2 separate regions of the Homo sapiens genome follow, and region 1 is linked to region 2. The links are chromatin loops, found by intact Hi-C in ENCODE. Cell type or tissue: heart left ventricle. All regions are shown on one strand. Links, peaks and the distances in the headings refer to the core of each region. The heading gives the core; the rest is flanking DNA. Region 1 has its middle 16 kb from the start of MIR3678. Region 2 overlaps LLGL2 (LLGL scribble cell polarity complex component 2).

The links. A loop is a pair of places that touch in the nucleus more often than their neighbours do. Peaks named below come from ENCODE experiments on the same cell type or tissue, not always from the same donor. Only the 100,000 strongest peaks of a DNase experiment are listed, where the experiment ranks them.
Region 1: it touches region 2 in a loop (4-fold over the local background); 67 of 110 quality-filtered maps call a loop at or near these places.

The regions. Positions count from the first base shown.
Region 1 is chr17:75,419,159-75,425,846 of GRCh38, forward strand. No RefSeq gene overlaps it. Among named protein-coding and RNA genes, the nearest start is that of MIR3678, 16 kb to the left of the region's middle. In heart left ventricle, for the core only: no CTCF peak of the experiment used is centred there; no DNase peak of the experiment used is centred there.
Region 2 is chr17:75,570,282-75,574,387 of GRCh38, forward strand. It overlaps LLGL2 (LLGL scribble cell polarity complex component 2), which reads left to right. Exons shown (of 26, transcript NM_001031803.2): 16 at 67-217; 17 at 669-819; 18 at 1,386-1,502; 19 at 1,617-1,783; 20 at 2,733-2,997; 21 at 3,200-3,350; 22 at 3,671-3,699; 23 at 3,932-3,979. Among named protein-coding and RNA genes, the nearest start is that of MYO15B, 15 kb to the right of the region's middle. RefSeq lists enhancers at 849-978, 1,089-1,258. In heart left ventricle, for the core only: no CTCF peak of the experiment used is centred there; no DNase peak of the experiment used is centred there; H3K27ac peaks cover 285 bases.

The DNA of each region.
Region 1 (6,688 bases), core at 1,166-5,165, 150 kb before region 2:
AGCAGTGGTGGCAGGAAGATGTAATCTTTCTAGATATTTCTGTTCTGACGGCTTCCATTCTCTCAGCTGAATTAATGAGAACACCTGTGGTGGGGATGGCAAAGCCTGGAGGAGGTGTGAAAAGACCAGGAGGCTTGAAACTATCCTTTTGGACAGTGGGGGAGCAATAGATTCAGGAGACATTGCAGGCAGTGCTAAGGTCCAACTCAGACTTATGGTTGTAAATTTCTTTTTTTTTTTCCGAGACGGAGGCTTGCTCTGTTGCCCAGGCTGGAGTGCAGTGGCACAATCTTGGCTCACTGCAAGCTCCGCCTCCTGGGTTCATGCCATTCTCCTGCCTCAGCCTCCCGAGTAGCTGGGACTACAGGCGCCCGCCACCACGCCCGGCTAATTTTTGTATTTTTAGTAGAGACGGGGTTTCACCTTGTTAGCCAGGATGGTCTTGATCTCCTGACCTCGTGATCCACCCGCCTCGGCCTCCCAAAGTTCTGGGATTACAGGCGTGAGCCACTGCGCCTGGCCTCGGTGGTTGTAAATTTCAAAAGGCTGCTCAGCCTAGTTGAGTGTGGTTTTTTTATTTTTTTAAGACGGAGTCTTGCTCTGTCGCCCAGACTGGAGTGCAGTGGTGCAATCTCGGTTCATTGCAAGCTCTGCCTCCCATGTTTACGCCATTCTCCTGCCTCAGCCTCCCAACATGCTGGGATTACACGCATGAGCCACTGCGCCCGGCCAGTTGAGTGTGTTTTTAACCTAGTTGGTTTTTTTTTTTTTTTTCTGTTTTATTTTACCTGATGTCTACAACAACAACTAGTTGTGTATGTGTTTTTTTTTTGTAGTTTTTTTGTTTTGTTTTGTTTTGATTTTTTGAGACGAGGTCTTGCTCTGTTGCCCAGGCTGGAGTGCAGGGGCATGATCTCAGCTCACTGCAACCTCTGCCTCCTGGGTTCAAGCAATTCTCCTGCCTCAGCCTCCTGAGTAGATGCGATTACAGACGCCTGCCACCACGCCAGGCTAATTTTTGTATTTCTAGTAGAGACAGGGTTTCGCCATGTTGGCCAGGCTGGTCTCGAATTCCTGACCTCAGGTCACCCTCCCACCTCGGGCTCCCAAAGTGTTGGGATTACAGGCATGAGCCACTGTGCCTGACCTAGTTGTATTCTCCTTTTTTATTTTATTTTATTTATTTTTATTTTTTTGGTAGGAGGGAGATGCAGTCTCACCCTGTTGCCAGGCTGGAGTGCAGTAGCACTATCTCAGTTCACTGCAACCTCTGCCTCCCGGGTTCAAGCAATTCTCCTGCCTTAGCCTCCCGAGTAGCTGGGACTACAGGCACATGCCACCACGCCCGGCTAAATTTTTTTTTGTATTTTAGTAGGGACAGGGTTTTACCACGTTGCCCAGGCTGGTCTCGAACTCCTGAGCTCAGGCAATCCCCCCCGCCTTGGCCTCCCAAAGTGCTGAGATTACAAGCATGAGCCACCACGCCCGGCCTTTGTTCTTAACCAGTCAAATTCAGTGGCCTGGTTGCAGACACGGAGCAGGCATAGATTCTGGTTTAACCAGGTTAGGGTTTTGCCAACTTGATATCACCCGAGGAGAGAGGGCTCAGAGTGTTGAGGATGTGTGTGCAAGGCAGCAGGTACAGCGCTGGAGCATGAAACCCAAGCCCAATGAAAAACAGAAAGGGAGGATTTGGGCACGTTTAATGGCTATGGAGTTTCAATGTGAGATGATGAAAAAGTTCTGGAGATGGACAATGGTGATGGTTGCATAATGATGTGAAGTTAACTGACATTAAATTAATGTCAGTTAATTGTATACTTAAAAAGGTTAAAATGGCAAATTTTATGTACATTATACCATAATAAGTTTTTCAAATATTAAAATTGGTTAGGCACAGTGATTCGTGCCTGTAATCTCAGCACTTTGGGAGGCCAAGGTGGGCAGATCACTTCAGCCCAGGAGTTTGAGACCAGCCTGGCCAATGTAGTGAAACCCCATCTCTACTAAAAATACAAAAAATATCCAGGCATGGTGGCGCATGCCTGTAATCCCAGCTACTCAGGAGGCTGAGGCAGGAGAATCTCCTGAACCCAGGAGGCAGCGTTTGCAGTGAGTGGAGATCGTGTCACTGCACTCGGCCTGGGTGACACAGCAAGGCTCTGTCTCAAAAAAATCCCAAAAATAGGCCGGGTGTGGTGGCTCAAGACTGTAATCCCAGCACTTTGGGAGGCCGAGGCGGGTGGATCACAAGGTCAGGAGATCGAGACCATCCTGGCTAACACGGTGAAACCTCATCTCTACTAAAAATACAAAAAATTAGCCGGGCATGGTGGCGGGCACCTGTAGTCCCAACTGCTAGGGGTGCTAAGGCAGGAGAATGGCGTGAACCTGGGAGGCGGAGCTTGCAGTGAGATGAGATTGCGCCACTGCACTCCAGCCTGGGTGACAGAGCAAGACTCTGTCTCAAAAAAAAAAAAAATCCCAAAAATATTAAAATTAAAAAAAATTTGTTTTTGATGGCCAGGTGCAGTGGCTAACGCCTGTAATCTCAGCACTTTGGGAGGCCAAAGCAGGTGGATCACCTGAGGTTAAGAGTTCAAGACCAGCTTGGCCAACATGATGAAACCCTGTCTCTACTAAAAATACAAAAAATTAGCTGGGCATGGTGGCGGGTGACATAATCCCAGCTACTTGGGAGGCTGAGGCAGGAGAATCGCTTGAATGAAGGAGGTGGAGGTTGCAGTGAGCCGAGATTGCATCACTGCACTCCAGCCTGGGCAACAAGAGCAAAACTCTGTCTCAAAAACAAAACCAAAAAAAACCCCAAGAATTGTTTTTGAGACAGGGCCTCATTCTATTGCATGTGCTGGAGTTTAGTGCTACAATCATGGCTCACTGCAGCCTGGAACTCCTGGGCTCAGGCGATCCTCCCATTTTAGGCTTCTAAGTAGCTGGGACTACAGGGTCACGCCATCGTGGTTTGCTCATCATTTTGTATTTTTTGTAGAAATGAGGTTTTGCCATATTGCCCAGGCTGGTCTTGAACTCCTGAGCTCAAGCCATACACCCGCCTTGGCCTCCCAAAGTGCTGGGATTCCAGGTGTGAGGCACCACGACCAGCCAATATTAAAATTTAAAAAAATATTGATATCTGGCCCCATCTCAGATAAATCAGAATCTCTGGGGTTGGAGCCTAAACATCAGTATTTTATTTTTTATTTTTGGAGACAATGTCTCACTCTGTAGCCCAAGCTGGAGTGCAGTGGTGTAATCATAGCTCACTGAAGCCTCGAACTCCTGGGCTCAAATGATCCTCCCACCTTAACCTCCCGAGTAGCTAGGACTACAAGAATGCACCATCACACCCAACTAATTCATTTTTTTTTTATTTTTAGAAACAGGGTCTTACTATGTCGCTCAGGCTGGTCTTGCAATCCTCCCATCTCAGCTTCCTGTGTAGCTGGAATTACAGGCATGAGCTACCACACCCTCAACATCAGTATTTTAATAGACTATGGAATTGCTGAATTAGTACATTTTCTTTCACTCATTCATTCAACAAACACATACTGAATGTGCATTATGAGCCAGGCACACCACCAGGCACTAGGGATGCATGAGTGAATTAAAAAGGACAGGGTTGGGCCAGGGCGCAGTGACTCACGCCTGTAATCTCAGCACTTTGGGAGGCCGAGGCGGGTGGATCCCTTGAGCTCAAGAGTTTGGGACCAGCCTGGGCAACATGGTGAAACCCCATCTCTACTAAAATTACAAAAATTAGCCAAGTATGGTGGTGCGTACCTGTAGTTGCAGCTACTCAGGAGGCCAAGGTAGGAGGACTGCCTGAGCCCTGGAAGTCAAGGCTGCAGTGAGCCAAAATTGTACCACTGCACTCCAGCCTGGGCAACAGAGTAAGACCCTGTCTAATAAATAAATAAATAAAAGGACAGGGTTCCTGCCCTCTTGGAGCTTACAATCACATGAGGAAAGGTGAGCAACAAGCAACAAGCCAGTAAACAAATATGATTTAATTACGATTTTTTTTTGAGATGGAGTCTTGCTGTGTGGCCCAGGCTGCAGTGCAATGGCACAATCTCAGCTCACTGCAACCTCCGCCTCCTGGGTTCAAGTGATTCTCCTGCCTCAGCCTCCTGAGTAGCTGGGACTACAGGCACCCGTCACCATACCCAGCTAATTTTTGTATTTTTAGTACAGACGGGGGTCTCACCAGCTTGGCCAGGCTGGTCTCGAACTCCTGACTTCAGGTGATCCACCCACCACGGCCTCCCAAAGTGCTGGGATTACAAGGGTGAGCCACCGCGCTTGGCCTAATTACAAATTTAGAAGCCTGTTTCAACTATCTAAGTGGACTTGAACCAAGAAGGGGGATTAGAGATCCACCTTGATCTCCGTTGGAGGCATTGGAGATGCCGTGGGATGGGTGGACTTGAGATATTACTGTAGGGAGAAAACACAGGTGGCAGGGTTGGAAATGAGAGGTGAGTGAGAGTGAGAAGCAGGACGACATCCAGGTTTACAGCTTGAGCACTAGAGGACCAACCCGAGAGACACAGTGAAATAAGAACAGGATTTAATGTAGGAGAGACGGTTCCAGTGCCAACCAGCCGGTTCCCAGTGCTGAGTGAGGAATCTGTGACATGTCTTGTCACTTGTTTGTGACTTAATTTCTTCATCTGGAAAAGTGTTGATAATAATATATCTCAAAACAGGCCGGGCACGGTGTCTCATGCTTGTAATCCCAGCACTTTGGGAGGCTGAGGAGGGTGGATCACTTGAGGTCAGGAGTTTGACACCAGCCTGGCCAACATGGTGCCAACATGGTGCAACCCCGTCTCTACTACAAATACAAAAAAATTAGCCAGGCGTGGTGGTCGGCGCCTGTAATTTCAGCTACTTGGGAGGTTGAGGCAGGAGAATCCCTTGAACCTAGGAGGCGGAGGTTGCAGTGGGCTGAGATCATGCCAATGCACTCCAGCCTAGGCAACAGAGTGAGACTTCATCTCAAAATAGTAATAATAATAATATATCTCAAAACAGAGTTGACATGAAAATGAAACAAAATAAGACAATGCGTATTGGCTGGGTGTGGTGGCTCACACCTGTAATCCCAGCACTTTGGGAGGTCAAAGCAGGAGGATCTCTTGAGCCCAGAAATTTGACACCAGTCTGGGCAACACAATGAGATCCCGTTTCTCTTAAAAAAAAAAAAAAAAGATTATTTCTTTTTCTTTTCCTTTTTTTTTTTTTTTTGGAGACGGAGTCTCGCCCTGTCTCCCAGGCTGGAGTGCAATGGTGCAATCTTGGCTCACTGCGAGCTCCGCCTCCCAGGTTCACGCCATTCTCCTGCCTCAGCCTCCTGAGTAGCTGGGACTACAGGCGCCCGCCAAAACGCCTGGCTAATTTTTTTGTATTTTTAGTAGAGACGGGGTTTCACCATGTTAGCCAGGATGGTCTCGATCTCCTGACCTCGTGATCCGCCCGCCTCGGCCTCCCAAAGTGCTGGGAATATAGGCGTGAGCCACAGCACCCGGCCAAGTGTTGTAAAATGTTTCTTAATTGACTGGGCGTGGTGGCTCACACCTGTAATCCCAGCACTTTGGGAGGCTGAAACCTGCAGATCATCTGAGTTTGGGAGTTCAAGACCAGCTTGACCAATATGGAGAAACCCCGTCTCAACTAAAAATACAAAATTAGCCAGGCATGGTGGCACACGCCTGTAATCCCAGCTACTTGGGAGGCTGAGGCAGGAGAGTCAGTTGAAGCCGGGAGGTGGAGGTTGCGGTGAGCTGAGATTGCACCATTGCACCCCAGCCTGGGCAACAAGAGCGAAACTCCATCTCAAAAAAAAAATTTTTTTTTCTTAATTTTTACCTTTTAGACATTCTCCTCTCAATTTTCCCTTTCTTCGTCTTAACAATTCCACTTGGATCCACCGTTGTCATAGTTATTAAAAGCTTCTCAGACTGTATCTTTTAGCTGTTCTCTCCTGAGCATACCTGTATTGCCAGTCACCCAATGATCTCAAAACGCTTTGTAGATTACGACCATTATTTATTTTATTCTTCTTATTTTTTTTTTGAGACAGGGTCTCCCTCTGTCACCTGCCTTACCCTCCTTAGTAGCTGGGACTACAGGTGGGCACCACCACACCACACCCTGCTAATTTTTGTATTTTTAGTAGAGACTGGGTTTCTCCATGTTGCCCAGACTGGTCTTGAACTCCTGGGCTCAAGGGATCTGCCCACCTTGGCTTCCCAAAGTGTTGAGATTACAGGTGTGAGCCACTGTGCCCAGTGCCTTAAAGCTTTATAGAAAAAATAATGGCAGGCCGGGCACAGTGGCTCACACCTGTAATCCCAGCACTTTGGGAGGCCAAGGCAGGCAGGTCACCTGAGGTCAGGAGTTCGAGACCAGCCTCGCCAATGTGGAGAAACCCCGTCTCTACTAAAAATACAAAATTAGCCGGGTGTGGTGGCACATGCCTGTAATCCCAGCTACTCGGGAGGCTGAAGCAGGAGAATCACTTGAACCCGGGATGCGGAGGTTGCGGTAAGCCGAGATGGCGCCACTGCACTCCAGCCTGGGCAACAAGAATGAAACTCTGTCTCACAAAAAAAGAAAAGAAAAGAAAAGAAAAAATAATGGTCCGGAGCGGTGGCTCACA
Region 2 (4,106 bases), core at 1-4,000:
GCTGGGAGTGGGGCCCGCGAGGACTCCCAGGACCTAGCAGCACTGACAGCCTGCCATCCCCCCAAGGTGCACACTGCACCCCAGTGACCAGCTGGCCTTGGAGGGCCCACTCTCCCGCGTCAAGTCCCTCAAGAAGTCCTTGCGTCAGTCATTCCGCCGGATGCGTCGGAGCCGGGTGTCCAGCCGGAAGCGGCACCCGGCTGGCCCCCCAGGAGAGGTGAGGCCTGAGGTGAGGCTGCGGCCGGCCACGCACCCAGGTTCGGCTCAGAGCAGCCAGCAGGGGGGCCACACGGCCCCTGCTCCCCAGGCTTGCTAGGCTACAAACAAGATTCAGGGTCCAGGTCGCATTGTGTGACCTCAGACAGGTCACGCTGCTTCTCTCTGCCTCAGCTTCCTGAGCAGAAAGGCAGTAACTGTAATGCTTATCCTAGAAGTAATCCCCAGTAAACGTTAGTGATTTCCTTTTTCTCTCTACAACATGCTGGGGGCCCAGGCAGGCTCCCCCAAGGGCACCTCCCTCTTGGACAAGGGTCCCTCTAGACGCAGGCCTGGCAGGTGGCTGGCATGGCTGTGGCCTGCCTTCCGATGCAAGGATCAGCACTGAGCGAAGCACTGTTCCTGGGGAGGGGAGTCCAGAGCTGACCCTTAGGCTGGCCCACCCCTTGCAGGCACAGGAGGGGAGTGCCAAGGCTGAGCGGCCAGGCCTCCAGAACATGGAGCTGGCGCCTGTGCAGCGCAAGATCGAGGCTCGCTCGGCAGAGGACTCCTTCACAGGCTTCGTCCGGACCCTGTACTTTGCTGACACCTACCTGAAGGACAGTGAGTGGCCAGCCTGGGGTTGGGGGGCAGGGGGTAGTGGGCAGCAGACACCCCCTGACCTGGGGGCATGCCGGGGGCTGCTGCCTGCCTGGCTGGTAGGAGCTAAGAGGTTTCCCCTTGTGAGCAGGGGCAGACTGCAGCCCCTGCCTGCTTACTCCCCTCCCCTGCCTCAGCCTCTGAGTCAGCTTCCCTTGGCTTTATATCCAGGCCGTAGCACCCTTTAGAAGCATGGCCTCAGACCCATCACTTAGCCTTTCAGGGCCTCAGCTTGCTTCTCTGTAAATGAGGAAGTGACAGCTTCCTCCTAGAGCAGCTGTGACGATCGGGGACAGCAGAGCCTGCTGGTCTCCAGATGACGTGTCTCTCCCTGGCTGGTTCTCCCCTGCTGTATCACAGCAAGGGCTGAGCTGACCTGGGATTGGGGTCTTCTATGTTGGGGCCTGTGTGGTTGTCAGAGAGCCTTCCAGCCTCTCCCAGGAGGGAAAACCTGGGAGTAAACCCTGGTTGCCCAGCTCCACCCGACTCCCACGCTAAGGGTCAGACACCCAAACATGGCTTCTCGGCAGGCTCCCGGCACTGCCCCTCGCTGTGGGCTGGCACCAATGGGGGCACCATCTATGCCTTCTCCCTGCGTGTGCCTCCCGCCGAGCGGAGAATGGATGAGCCTGTGCGGGCAGAGCAGGGTGAGTGCTGGGCAGGGAGAGCAGAGGGTGCTCGGGCTGCCTGGGCTGGGTCCAGGGAGTGGCTCCAGCCCTGCCACCCCCTCACCAGCCCCAACACCCACCTCCTCCCCCTAGCCAAGGAGATCCAGCTGATGCACCGGGCGCCGGTGGTGGGCATCCTGGTGCTCGACGGACACAGCGTACCCCTTCCCGAGCCCCTCGAAGTGGCCCATGATCTGTCGAAGAGCCCTGACATGCAGGGAAGCCACCAGCTGCTCGTCGTATCAGAGGAGCAGTTCAAGGTGCCACACGGGCAGCGGCGGGTCTCCCTGGGACTCCCCGGGACATCCAGGAGGCTCGGACCTTGGGCAAAAATGATGGCTGGGACTCAGTCTTGTTTGCAGTTGGTGTCTGAGGGGCTGCAGAAGTACAGGAAATAAGTGAGGGGGGAGTCTCGTGTGAGGACACTGAGGCAGGACAGGGGGCCAGGCGCGGTGACTCATGCCTGTAATGCCAGCACTTTGGGAGGCCAGATCACAAGGGCAGGAGTTCGAGATCAGCCTGGCCAATATGGTGAAACCCTGACTACTAAAAATACAAAAAAAAATAGCCCGGCATGGGCCAGGCGCGGTGGCTCATGCCTGTAATCCCAGCACTTTGGGAGGCCGAGGCGGGCAGATCACAAGGTCAGGAGATCGAGACCATCCTGGCTAACACGGTGAAACCCCGTCTCTACAAACAAATGCAAAAAAATTAGTTAGGCGTGGTGGCGGGCACCTGTAGTCCCAGCTACTCAGGAGGCTGAGGCAGGAGAATGGCGTGAACCCAGGAGGCGGAGCTTGCAGTGAGCCGAGATTGTGCCACTGCCCTCCAGCCTGGGCGACAGAGCGAGATTCCGTCTCAAAAAAAAAAAAAAAAACCAGCATGGTGGTGGACGCCTGTAATCCCAGCTCTACTCGGGAGGCTGAGGCAGAAGAATTGCCTGAGGCGGAGGTTGCAGTGAGCCGAGATCACACCACTGTACTCCAGCCTGGGCGACAGAGCAAGACTCCATCTCGGAGGAAAAAAAAAAAAATCCAGATAGGGAAGTCGGTGACCTCGGCATCCTCCCAGGCCATGTCTGTGCATCTGAGAGCCAAGGGTTTGTCAGGACACCGGGAGGCATGTGGGGAGGGGAGGGCCCAGCAGCAGCAGCACAGGGCAGGAGAACTGGTTTGGCCATGGGCATGAACAACCACCCCACGCCCCCAGGTGTTCACGCTGCCCAAGGTGAGTGCCAAGCTGAAGTTGAAGCTGACGGCCCTGGAGGGCTCAAGAGTGCGGCGGGTCAGCGTGGCCCACTTCGGCAGTCGTCGAGCCGAGGACTACGGGGAGCACCACCTGGCAGTCCTTACCAACCTGGGCGACATCCAGGTGGTCTCGCTGCCCCTGCTCAAGCCCCAGGTGCGCTACAGCTGCATCCGCCGGGAGGACGTCAGTGGCATCGCCTCCTGCGTCTTCACCAAATATGGCCAAGGTGTTTGAGCCGGGCTGGGTGGGTGTCGGGGCCCCGGGCACTGCACGGACGGGAAGGGTGGCCAGGGGTGTTGTGGCCACGGCCAGACTGGATGGGCCTTAAGCGGAGAACTGCGAGGGAGCACTAGCCCCTACTCCCCCAGGTGGGGAGGCAGCCTTGGCAGCCGCCAGGCCAGGCCGCTAGCATTGCCCCCACTCCCCAGGCTTCTACCTGATCTCACCCTCGGAGTTTGAGCGCTTCTCTCTCTCCACCAAGTGGCTGGTGGAGCCCCGGTGTCTGGTGGATTCAGCAGAAACCAAGAACCACCGCCCTGGTAACGGTGCGGGCCCCAAGAAGGCCCCGAGCCGAGCCAGGTGAGTGAAAGGGCCAGAGGCCTCTCCCGCCCCTCCCGCCCCTCCCTGCCCTCTCTGAGATACCGAGGCTCCCACTGCTGCCTGGCTGGAGGCACCTCCCCACGAGCTCAGCCCACCCTCCCAGGCTCCGGCTCTCCTTGCCTCTTTGCGTGCCCCTTGCCCCTGTGCAAGCTGGCAGTCCAGGGCAGGACTCAGTTTACCTCCCAGGCTCTCCGGCTCAGGACAGGCTGCGCCATTGACTTGTTCTTCATGGGACCAGGGCTCTCAGAGCCGGGCAGGGAGCCCGGGGGCCCTGGTCCTCACTGTCTCTTCCCCCACAGGAACTCAGGGACTCAGAGTGATGGCGAGGGTAAGACAGGCCTCCTGGGCTCATGCACACCTGGGCCACACCCGGCCCAGACCTGGGGCTGGACGGGAGGGAAGGGTCCCGAGTGAGCAGGTAGTGTTTGGGCTGGGAATAGAGACGGCATTCCTTCCAGCCCTGGGCCCTGGGCTTCCACATCCTGACCTCAGTAAGGAGAGAGAGAGCCAGGCCGAGGAGGGCCCAGGCGGGGCGCCCTGACCCGGCCTCTACCTTCCAGAGAAGCAGCCCGGCCTGGTGATGGAGCGCGCTCTGCTCAGTGATGAGAGTGAGTTGGGTGGGAGAGGGTGGGGCTGGCAGGAGGGGTGGGGAAGGGGGGTCAGGGTCAAGGGAGGCTGGGCAGGCCACTGCCCTGAGGCGGGGTACAGATCCATGGGCACCCACGGAGAAAGGGG